2 separate regions of the Homo sapiens genome follow, and region 1 is linked to region 2. Evidence: read pairs that join two places in POLR2A ChIA-PET (ENCODE). Cell type or tissue: PC-9. All regions are shown on one strand.

The links. ChIA-PET counts read pairs that join two places held together with the same protein. Peaks named below come from ENCODE experiments on the same cell type or tissue, not always from the same donor. Only the 100,000 strongest peaks of a DNase experiment are listed, where the experiment ranks them.
Region 1: POLR2A ChIA-PET joins it to region 2 with 5 read pairs; 2 of 35 experiments call an interaction of 5 or more read pairs at or near these places.

Annotation. Positions count from the first base shown.
Region 1 is chr1:235,722,943-235,727,942 of GRCh38, forward strand. It overlaps LYST (lysosomal trafficking regulator), which reads right to left. Exons shown (of 53, transcript NM_000081.4): 39 at 1,086-1,238. Among named protein-coding and RNA genes, the nearest start is that of GNG4, 76 kb to the left of the region's middle. In PC-9, no CTCF peak of the experiment used is centred here; no DNase peak of the experiment used is centred here.
Region 2 is chr1:235,466,197-235,471,196 of GRCh38, forward strand. It overlaps B3GALNT2 (beta-1,3-N-acetylgalactosaminyltransferase 2), which reads right to left. Exons shown (of 12, transcript NM_152490.5): 6 at 4,654-4,764. Among named protein-coding and RNA genes, the nearest start is that of B3GALNT2, 36 kb to the right of the region's middle. In PC-9, CTCF peaks have their summits at 2,885 and 3,084; a DNase peak (open chromatin) is centred at 2,965; H3K27ac peaks cover 1,879 bases.

The DNA of each region.
Region 1 (5,000 bases), 260 kb after region 2:
AGGAAGGCCAGTTAGGAGGCTACTGTAAATGATTCTGGCAAGAAATGATAGTGGCTTAAACCAGGATGGTAGCAGTGGAAGCAGTCAGACTCTCGATGTATTCTGAGGACAGAGCCAACAGAACCTATTAATAGAGTGTATGCAGGGTATGAGAGAAGAACAAGAGTCTTGGATAATCTCAAGAGTTTTGGCCTGGGCATTGGAAAGATGGAGTTGTCATTTACTGAGATAGAGAAAACTGGAAGGAAATTATGGGGGGAAGATTAGAAGTTCAGTTTTGTACAGGTTACGTTTGAGATGTCAATTAGTGACTTCTAAATGGAGACATCAGTCGGGAGTTACAATATGTGAGTGTGGCATTCAGGGGAGAGGTTTGGGTAGTGACATAAATGTGTAAGTTGTTAGAATACAGATGGTATTTTAAAGTCATAAGACTGGATGAGAAGAGAAGAGGTCTGAGGAAGGAGCCCTGCAACACACCAAGGAGGCGTCTGCAACCAAGACTGAGAAGCAATGGCTGGTAAGGTATAAGAACTAAGAGAAAATGGTAACCCAGAAGCCCAGGGAGGAAGGTTTTATTTAAGGAGAGAAAAATCAGCTGGGTCAAATGCTGCCAATAGGTCAAGTAAAATGGGGACAAAGAAAGATTATGACATTACGGGTTTAGCAACATAGAGGTTACCGATGACCCTGACGAGAGTGGTGAGAAGTCTGTCTGAAGCATTTCAAAAGAAAACTGGAGGCAGCAAGCATATGCAACTTTCCCCAACAGTTTTTCCATAAAGGAGAGCAGAGAAATGGTGGCCGAAGGGATTAGAGGTCAAGAGAGTTTGTCAAAGATGGACCCTGCTACAGCACTGAGCAAGTTTAAATTACTCCTTTCAGTCATTTTGGGGAATCAGAATTTACCTCACTGTGGAGGTCAAAGACAATCCTCATATAACAAAGGCTTCACTTTAATCAGGACTAAGAAACATGGCAATTTTATTCGATTTCAGTAAACCTTCATGTAATCAGTATGAGTATAGTTACAGTGGCCCATGAGCACTTAAACAATATATATCAATTAATAAGGGTGAATTTACCTTGGTGTTATCAAATGCCAACAGGAGTGTTCTGCCATTTGTTAGAAAGATTTCTACAGCATTATCTCTCAATTGCCACCAACGCTTGTGAACTTCTTTAATTTCTTCATATGTCCAGGAAAATGATGCTGGTTCCAACTCTCCCTGAAGGCTCTAAGACAAAGAAATAGGCAAAAATATTTGTTTTACCGGAAATATAAATAATTACTTTAATTTTAGATTTTAAAAAGCATCAAAATAAAACAGAAAATCTTTTTGTGGCAGATGGCAGATAAGATTACCTGAAAACTCTCCCAATGCAAAACACCTCAAAATGAATGATAAAATTTAGAAATAAAAAAAATAGGCTTTATTTTTTAGACTAGTTTTAGGTTTACAGAAAATTGAGCAGATAATACAGAATTCTCACGTATCCTCCCCTCCCTTGGCCCTGCACTCACAGTTTCTCTATTATTAAATCTTGCATTTGGTGTGGGACACTAATTACAATTGATGAACCAATATTGCTACAATTTTTCTTACCTAAAGTCCAGAGTTTATATTCACTCTTTGTGTTGTACATTCCATGGGTTTTGACAAATGTATAATGACATGTATCCACCAAATAGTTTTATTGCCCCAAAAACCCTCGGTACTCCACCTACTCATCCCTCCTTTCCTCTCCCCAATCTCTGGCAACCACTAATTTGTTTACTGTCTCTATAGTTTTGCCTTTTCCAAAATGTCATATAGTTCGAATTATACAGTATATAGCCTTTTAAGGTTGGCTTCTTTTACTAAGCAAATATCCTTTTAAATACATAGCTGAGCTTGCAAGAAAACAAGGGAAATGACATCCCCAGAAGTCAAAAATGTAGAGGAACTGGAAAATCAGCACTAAGCAGGGAGTGATACTCTGGTTGCTCTGTTGTATGTGTCTGCATATGCATGCATGTATGCACATACCCCAGTTTCAGAAACAAATTGACGTAGGTTCACAGCAACTTGAGGACAGAAGATGAGGCCCTGGGCCCCTAGAATCAGGGTATGGAATTGAGATTGCTTCAGAAAGCTAAAACCTAGGAAGGGATTTGTTCCTAATGAAAGATTAGACAAACAAATGTGCCCATCAATAAAGGGGAATAGGCCGGGTGCGGTGGCTCATGCCTGTAATCCCAGCACTTTGGGAGGCGGAGGCAGGCAGATCACTTGAGGTCAGGAGTTCAAGACCAGCTTGGCCAACATGGTGAAACCCCATCTCTACTAAAAATACAAAAATTAGTCGGGAGTGATGGCAGGCACCTGTAGTTCCAGCTACTCGGGAGGCTGAGGCAGGAGAATCACCTGAACCCAGGAGGCGGAGGTTTTGGTGAGCCGAGATCACGCCACTGCACTCCAGCCTCAGTGACAGAGTGAGACTCTGTCTTAAAAAAATAAAAAATAACAAAATAAAAATAAAGAGGATTAACCAGGAAGCAAGCTTGTCTCTTTTGGCCTGGAGCCTAGAGCATAGAAAAAAAGCCTCTCTCTGAGAATTCATAACTGTGGGCCTGCCATCATATAGATTTAGGTTAAATCCATGTCTGGATGGCCTGGAAACGCCCGAGCTGTGAAACAGTTCTCATGCTTCCGAGTCATTCAGCAAAGGGAAAGCAGAGTCTCTGGAGGAGCATTCCTGGAACTAATGGGGCATTCCTGCAAATAAAGCCCCACTCACTAAATGTAAGCTGACAGATCAACACATACCAAATAGATACATTCCCCTGCTAGGTGGTCAACAGAAGAAAAGAAGATGAGAAAAGAATCACTGGAAGGTTGAATCTGCTTGAGAGTATTAATCCTAGTGTACTCAGACAAATCCCCACATTCTGAAATGAAGAGGTAGGGACCACAGGGCCTACACATCCTACCATCACTAGGTCCCTCCCAAAGTACAAAATCAAGAAAAACTTAAAAAAAATGCATCTTAATCTTTTGTAAATTGTAACTGAATACATAAATTATGCTACTTAATGCTTTTAATAGAGAAATAATGAAAAGTTTCTACTAAAGTTTAAAACTAGCTAGAATTTATCTCCTCAAATCAACCTGCATCCTAGTTTTCTTTTTTAAATCAGTTTTTTTCCTTTTAAAAAAATTGCATTTACTTACTCTTCTGTGTTGACTAACAGGAAGCTCAGAGCAAATTTAGGACTCAATTGCCAAGAACTATTTTATCCTAGGCTCTTTATCTTTCCAAAACCTTAATTTTTTTTTTTAGATTCAGATTATCCTACTCTATGTGTGTTTTACTATTGTTCTTGGTCCAAAATAATTTTTATAAGTAGAGGCAGGGAATATATTATGAATAAAATAAAATGTCTTAATGAAAATGTAATATTTTCATACTTAAAACTGAATTCTTCCTTTGTTTAGTTTCAACATTCATTCAACATATATTAATTAACATCTATGCGCAAGGTACTCTGCTAAGTGCTCTGCATGAAATACATCTGTATGGGTCAAAAAGGGGGCATGAAATATTTGTACACACATTTGCACACACAACGCAAGATACCAAATGTTATATAAGAAGAACCAACATTACAAAAGTACATAGGAAAGAAGGATCTTTCAATCTATTGAGAAGCAAGGGCATTTTTAGATTTGAAAAAAAAATTTTCCTCTTTATTTAAATATAAAACACATTTATAGCATGCAAGTTGACTTAAAATTAAATGGTGTCTTCCCAGACCAAGTATTTGTGAATGTATCCTCAAGCACTGAAAATAAACCAACATATTCGACAGATGGACTCAGACTCTTCTGTCACCTCATGTCAAATGGAGTTAAACACAAATTGAGTAGAATTTTTAAGGGGAAAAACTGTCATCTTTTGGACATACAAAAAAGTTGTCTCATACATCAACTATTAAATTCCTTGGCTGATAAAAGGATCCATCTTGAAAAATAACATAACTATATTTTACTATCTGGGACATACCCTGTGGTAATTGCTATATAAATGAGAAAAGAATGCTGTTCATATTTCTGACTACTTTAAATACTTTCATGACTTTTTTTTTACATTTATTTTATAACCAAACTTCATGTTTTCACTCACTACTTTCTTTCTTTCTTTTTTTTTTTTTTTTGAGACAGAGTCTCGCTCTGTTGCCCAGGCTGGAGTGCAGTGGTGTGATCTCGGCTCACTGTAACCTCCGCCTCCTGGGTTCAAGCGATTCGCCTGCCTCAGCCTCCCGAGTAGCTGGGATTATAGGCGCCACCACCACAACTGGCTAATTTTTTTGTATTTTTAGTAGAGATAGGGTTTCACCATGTTGGCCAGGCTGGTCTCAAACTCCTGACCTCAGGTGATCCACTCACCTCAGCTTCCCAAAGTGCTGGGATTACAGGCGTGAGCCACTGCACCCAGCCTAATTTATTTAAAATAAAATATATATTAGTAATTAAACCACACATAATCTCATTTAGTATATCCTTAGGAATTCCCGGCTTTAGAACTTTTCTGAAACAAAAAGCTTATTTCTCCTATTACAGGAATCTCAAAAAATATTTTAATGGCATAAAAGATAATTCAAATAAAAAGCTTTATTATACAAAAAATATGTCTATTTTCTGATTAATATCAGTCTGTCTAGAATAATAACAATTATCATTATTAAGCTATGTGAATATCAGAATTACTTAAGTTATTCAATTATTTAATATTTTTCCTTTCTTTCTGAAGGCAAAGGTACTTGATAGTGAACTGGGAGTGGCAAGGAATAGATATTTGTTGCAACGGAGGACAGTAATAAGAAGGAATGAACATAAATTGATATAATAGGAGCATTTAGAATATGACTTATATTAACTGCTATGATACTTGGGCCATAAGCCAGAGGAGATGGTACAGTCTTCTTTTTAAAATTATATTTAAAAAAATGTTTGGAA
Region 2 (5,000 bases):
TAAAAAAAAATTTTTTTTTAATTTTTAATTTTTCTTTTTTTTTTTTTTTCAAATAAGAGACAGTGTTTCACCATATTGGTCAGGCTGGTCTCGAACTCCTGACCTCAGGTGATCCGCCTGCCTCAGCCTCCCACAGTGCTGGGATTACAGGCGTGAGCCACCACACCCGGCCTAATTTCATTTTACAGACAGGGTTTCACTCTGATGCTCAGGCTGAGTGCAGTGGTGCAATGATATCTCATTCTAGCCTTGAACATACAATCTTCCCATCTCAGCCTTACAAGCAGCTAGCACTACAGGTGTGCACCACCATGCCCAGCTAATATTTATAAATTTTTTGTAGAGAAGAGGTCTCACTGTGCTGCCCAGGCTGGTCTTGAACTCCTGGGCTCAAGTGATCCTCCCGCCTCGGTCTCCCAAAGTGCTGGGATTACAGGTGTGGGCCACTGTGCCCAGCCTGTTGATGTTGTTGAAGGTGCTTAAGCCTATTGTGCCAGCAGCCAATGACAGTCCTTTCTACTTCTTAGAATGGAGAATCTTTTATTATTAAAGAGTTATCTCTCTTCAAAAGTTACCCAATGGCCTTACTCAGAGTGAACTGTTTTACTTCTGTATACAGTAAACCACTATGGTACATCTACCAGAGTATTGTCTGGCTGTTGTGGGCTAGATCAGACAGTTAAGAGTCCATACTCAGTGTATTTACAGTATTTTTTCTACACCTTCATTTAATCAAGAGAGCTACTGCTTGGCTATTCTTAAACAGATCTTTTCAGAGTTGTACTGTACAAAGCAATGTTTTAAGGCCAGTAGAACAAGTAATCTGAGGTCACTGTAGTAACTTGTCATTTAATTTAAAATATGTTTGTAGGCCAGGCGCAGTGGCTCACACCTGTAATCCCAGCACTTTGGGAGGCGGAGGCGGGCGGATCACGAGGACAAGACATCAAGACCATCCTAGCTAATACGGTGAAACCCTGTCTCTACTAAAAATACAGAAAAATTAGCTAGGCATGGTGGTGTGTGCCTATAATCCCAGCTACTCTGGAGGCTGAGGCAGGAGTATCACTTGAACCTGGGAGAAGGAGATTGCAGTGAGCCAAGACTGTGCCACTGTACTCCAGCCTGGGTGACAGAGTGAGACTCCATCTCAAAAAAATAAATAAAATAAAATAAAATAAAAGTTCGTAGCCAAATGTGAAAATTACTAAAGGGGCAGGCTATAGATTCCAACGTTGTAGTTCCATAAAAGACTGTATATGCTTTATTTGTTATTTACTTATTTACTTTTTTTTTTTTTTTTTTGAGACGAAGTCTTGCTCTTGTCCCCCAGGCTGGAGTGCGATGGCGTGATTTCGGCTCACTGCAACATCTGCCTCGGGGGTTCAAGCGATTCTCTTGCCTCAGCCTCTCAAGTAGCTGACAGTCGCCTGCCAGCACACCTGGCTAATTTTTGTATTTTTAGTAGAGACGGGGTTTCACCATGTTGGCCAGGCTGGTCTCGAACTCCTGACCTCAGGTGATCCGCCTGTCTCGGCCTCCTAAAGTGCTGGGATTACAGGTGTGAGCCACCGCGCCCGGCCTACTTATTTAGTTTTTTGAGATGGAGTTTCACTCTTGTCGCCCAGGCTGGAGTGCAATGGCGTGATCTTGGCTCACTGCAACCTCTGCCTCCCGGGTTCAAGTGATTCTCCTTTCTCAGCCTCTTGAGTAGCTGGGATTACGGGCATTAGCCATCACGCCTGGCTAATTTTTATATTTTTAGTAGAGACGGGGTTTCACCATGTTGGTCAGGCTGGTCTCGAACTCCTGACTTCAGGTGATCTGCCCAACTCAGCCTCCCAAAATGCTGGGATTACAGGCGTGAGCCACAGCACCCAGCCTATGCTTTATTTTTTATTGTATATTTCTATATTGTTTTGGCTTTAGAACTCAATAGTAATTTCTGTTTATTAACTTCTCTCTAAAAGGTCACAACTTGGCTTTTTGCCTTTAAAATTTTTCTGACATCACTTGCTGGCAAGGGAATAAAGCTTAGTGAAAACTCTCAGCTGTACGCATTTGTGATGAAAATCTTAATTTGTACCTGGGGTTTCTTAGCGTAGGCTTTAAAAAGTTACCTGGTTTTGTTTTTGTTTTTTTAGGTTAACTGTATGTTTAAGCTATCTTTAGCCCTCTATAATAATTTTTACTCCCAAAGGCAGATCATTTGAGTCTTTACATTTGAACCTAGTTCTCAACTCAGAAACCTACCTTTTTTTTTTTTTTTTTTTTTGCGACGGAGTCTCGCACTGTAGCCAGGCTGGAGTGCAGTGGCGCGATCTTGGCTCACTGCAACCTCCACCTCCTGGGTTCAAGCAATTCTCCTGCCTCAGCCTTCCGAGTAGCTGGGACTACAGGCACCCGCCACCACAGCCAGCTAATTTTTGTATTTTTAGTAGAGACGGGATTTCACCATGTTGGCCAGGCTGGTCTTGATCTCTTGACCTCGTGATCCTCCCACCTCAGCCTCCCGAAGTGCTGGGATTACAGGCGTGAGCCACCGCGCCCGGCCAATTTATTTCTTTTAGTGTAACCAATATTACAGAATTTTGGCATATGCTGGGTATTTTAAAGTTTCATAAATAGAAAAGGAGGCAAGATAATAAGGAAAGATATAATTCCATAAAACTTTCTATTTTCAGTAAAAAATTTTTCATAAGACTTAAAATGAACTTTAGTAAACAAGTGGTGTGTGTGTTTACTAAAGTAAACACCATCTTTATTGTCCTCCATTTACTTTATGAAATTTACCTGTCATAATAAATCCTAAATCCTAAACATGAATGAAATCCTAAACATGGCCTACAAATCTAAATGTATAACTACATATGAATCTATGGGTCTATTTGTTTAATGTCTTTCTTCCTCACTGGACTGTAAGTTCCACGGTGGGCCACTAGTATGTCTATTTTACCCTGCCATTGTTTCTGCCTTACCACAGGTATGCAGGAAATGTTTTTTGAATGAGTAATAACGTAGCATATATTCATTTCAACTCAGAAATTAATCCATGTAAATGAGGTTAATATTCATTCACTAAGCTTGTGAATTTAAATGCCAAGTACATTCCTAATCATTGGACAGGAGATCGAGGAGAATAAAAGATTGTCTATGATTCCACCGTACAGACCGTTTGTTTACTAAAGTTCATTTTAAGTCTTCATATACCTGCTTTATTGACCTATATTTACTTTGAGAAATTCACCTGTCAAACTGTTTTAAATTTAAAGCAAAGCCGAATGAGAAATATGAGAGTCAGAAATCCCAGAGTTGCTTCAGCAAAATAAATGAAAGTACTCAATCTTATTTTCTATTTTTTTTTGTTTTGTTTTGAGATGGAGTCTCGCTCTGTTGCCCAGGTTGGAGTGCAGTGGCATGATCCTGGCTCACTGCAACCTCCACCTCTGGGGTTCAAGCAATCCTCCCACCTCAGCCTCCCAAGTAGCTAGGATTACAGGCATGCACCACCAGGCCCAGCTAATTTTTTTTTTTTTTGGATTTTTAGTAGAGACGGGGTTTCACCATGTTGGCCAGGCTGGTCTTGACCTCCTGACCTCCAGTGGTCCACCCACCTTAGCCTCCCAAAGTGCTCGGATTACAGGCATAAGCCAGCACACCCCGCCTTATTTTCCAATATTTTTATCTATAGTAGTTTTTTTTGTTTGTTTGTTTGTTTTGAGACAGAGTCTCACTCTGCCACCCAGGCTGGAGTGCAGTGGTGTGATCTCAGCTCACTGGAACTTCTGCCTCCTAGGTTCAAGCAATTCTCATGCCTCAGCCACCTGAGTAGCTGGGATTCCAGGCATGCGCCACCATGCCTGGCTAAGTTTTTGTATTTTTAGTACAGATGGGGTCTTGCTATGTTGCCCAGGCTGGTGTTAAACTCCTGGCCTCAAGTGATCCACCTGCCTCAGCCTCCTAAAGTTCTGGGATTATTGGCATGAGCCACCGCACCTGGCTAATTATAGTATTTTAACTGAGGTTTTATTTTCAAGGTGAGATAGTAAATACTCTGAATACTACTGAGCAAGTATTCTTAAAGAATGCTAACTTAAAAATTACTGAGAAATAGGCCAGGTGCAGTGGCTCATGCCTGTAATACAGCACTTTGGGAAGCGTAGGTGGGCGGATCACTTGAGCCCAGAAGTTTGCAACCAGCCTAGGCAACATGGTGAAACCCCATCTCTACAAAAAACACAAAAAGTTAGCTGGGTGTAGTGGTGCGCACCTGTAGCCCCAGCTACATGGGAGGATTGTTTAAGCCAGGAGGTGGAGGCTGCAGTGAGCTGTGATCGTGCTAGTGCACCCCAGCCTGTGCAACAAAGTGAGACCCTCTCAAAAAAAAAAAAAAAAAGAGAAATAAAATATTGCATTTTAAAAATGCATCAATCTTAAAGCAAAACTGTAAACTCACTAATGCTGGAGTTACAGGATCATATTTGAGTTTTTGCCTTTACTATGAAGACAACAACATTTGCTACTATATATGTTGTAAAACACACAAGAATCATTGCTCCATGCTGCCTGGGCTCTAAGGTAAATTTTAGAACAATTTTATATATTAAAAAGAAGCTAAAATATGCAATTAAACCTTAAAAAAAAACGACTTACTGTAATGACTCTGAGAACTCCCCCTCCATCATTCACTGTCACTTTGTGGAGATTTCTTGACACAAGGCCGTGGAGGTCTTGGCTCTCCCACACGATTGTACCTTCAAAGCTCTTTTGTAGAAAGATGAATAGTGAGTCAATTTCCTTATTGCTGTCATTTAGGTTTTAAGTATGCTTTCAGGCAAGATTTTTAGAGAAAATTTTTCCCAAAACGTATCATTTAAAATTTTCACCCCATAACTCTGACATACCACTGTTAGCGTTTGGTGTGTATCCTTGACCGTTTTTTCCATGCACATATAAAAAACCAATTACAAAGAGTATATACACAATTTTGCATACTGCTG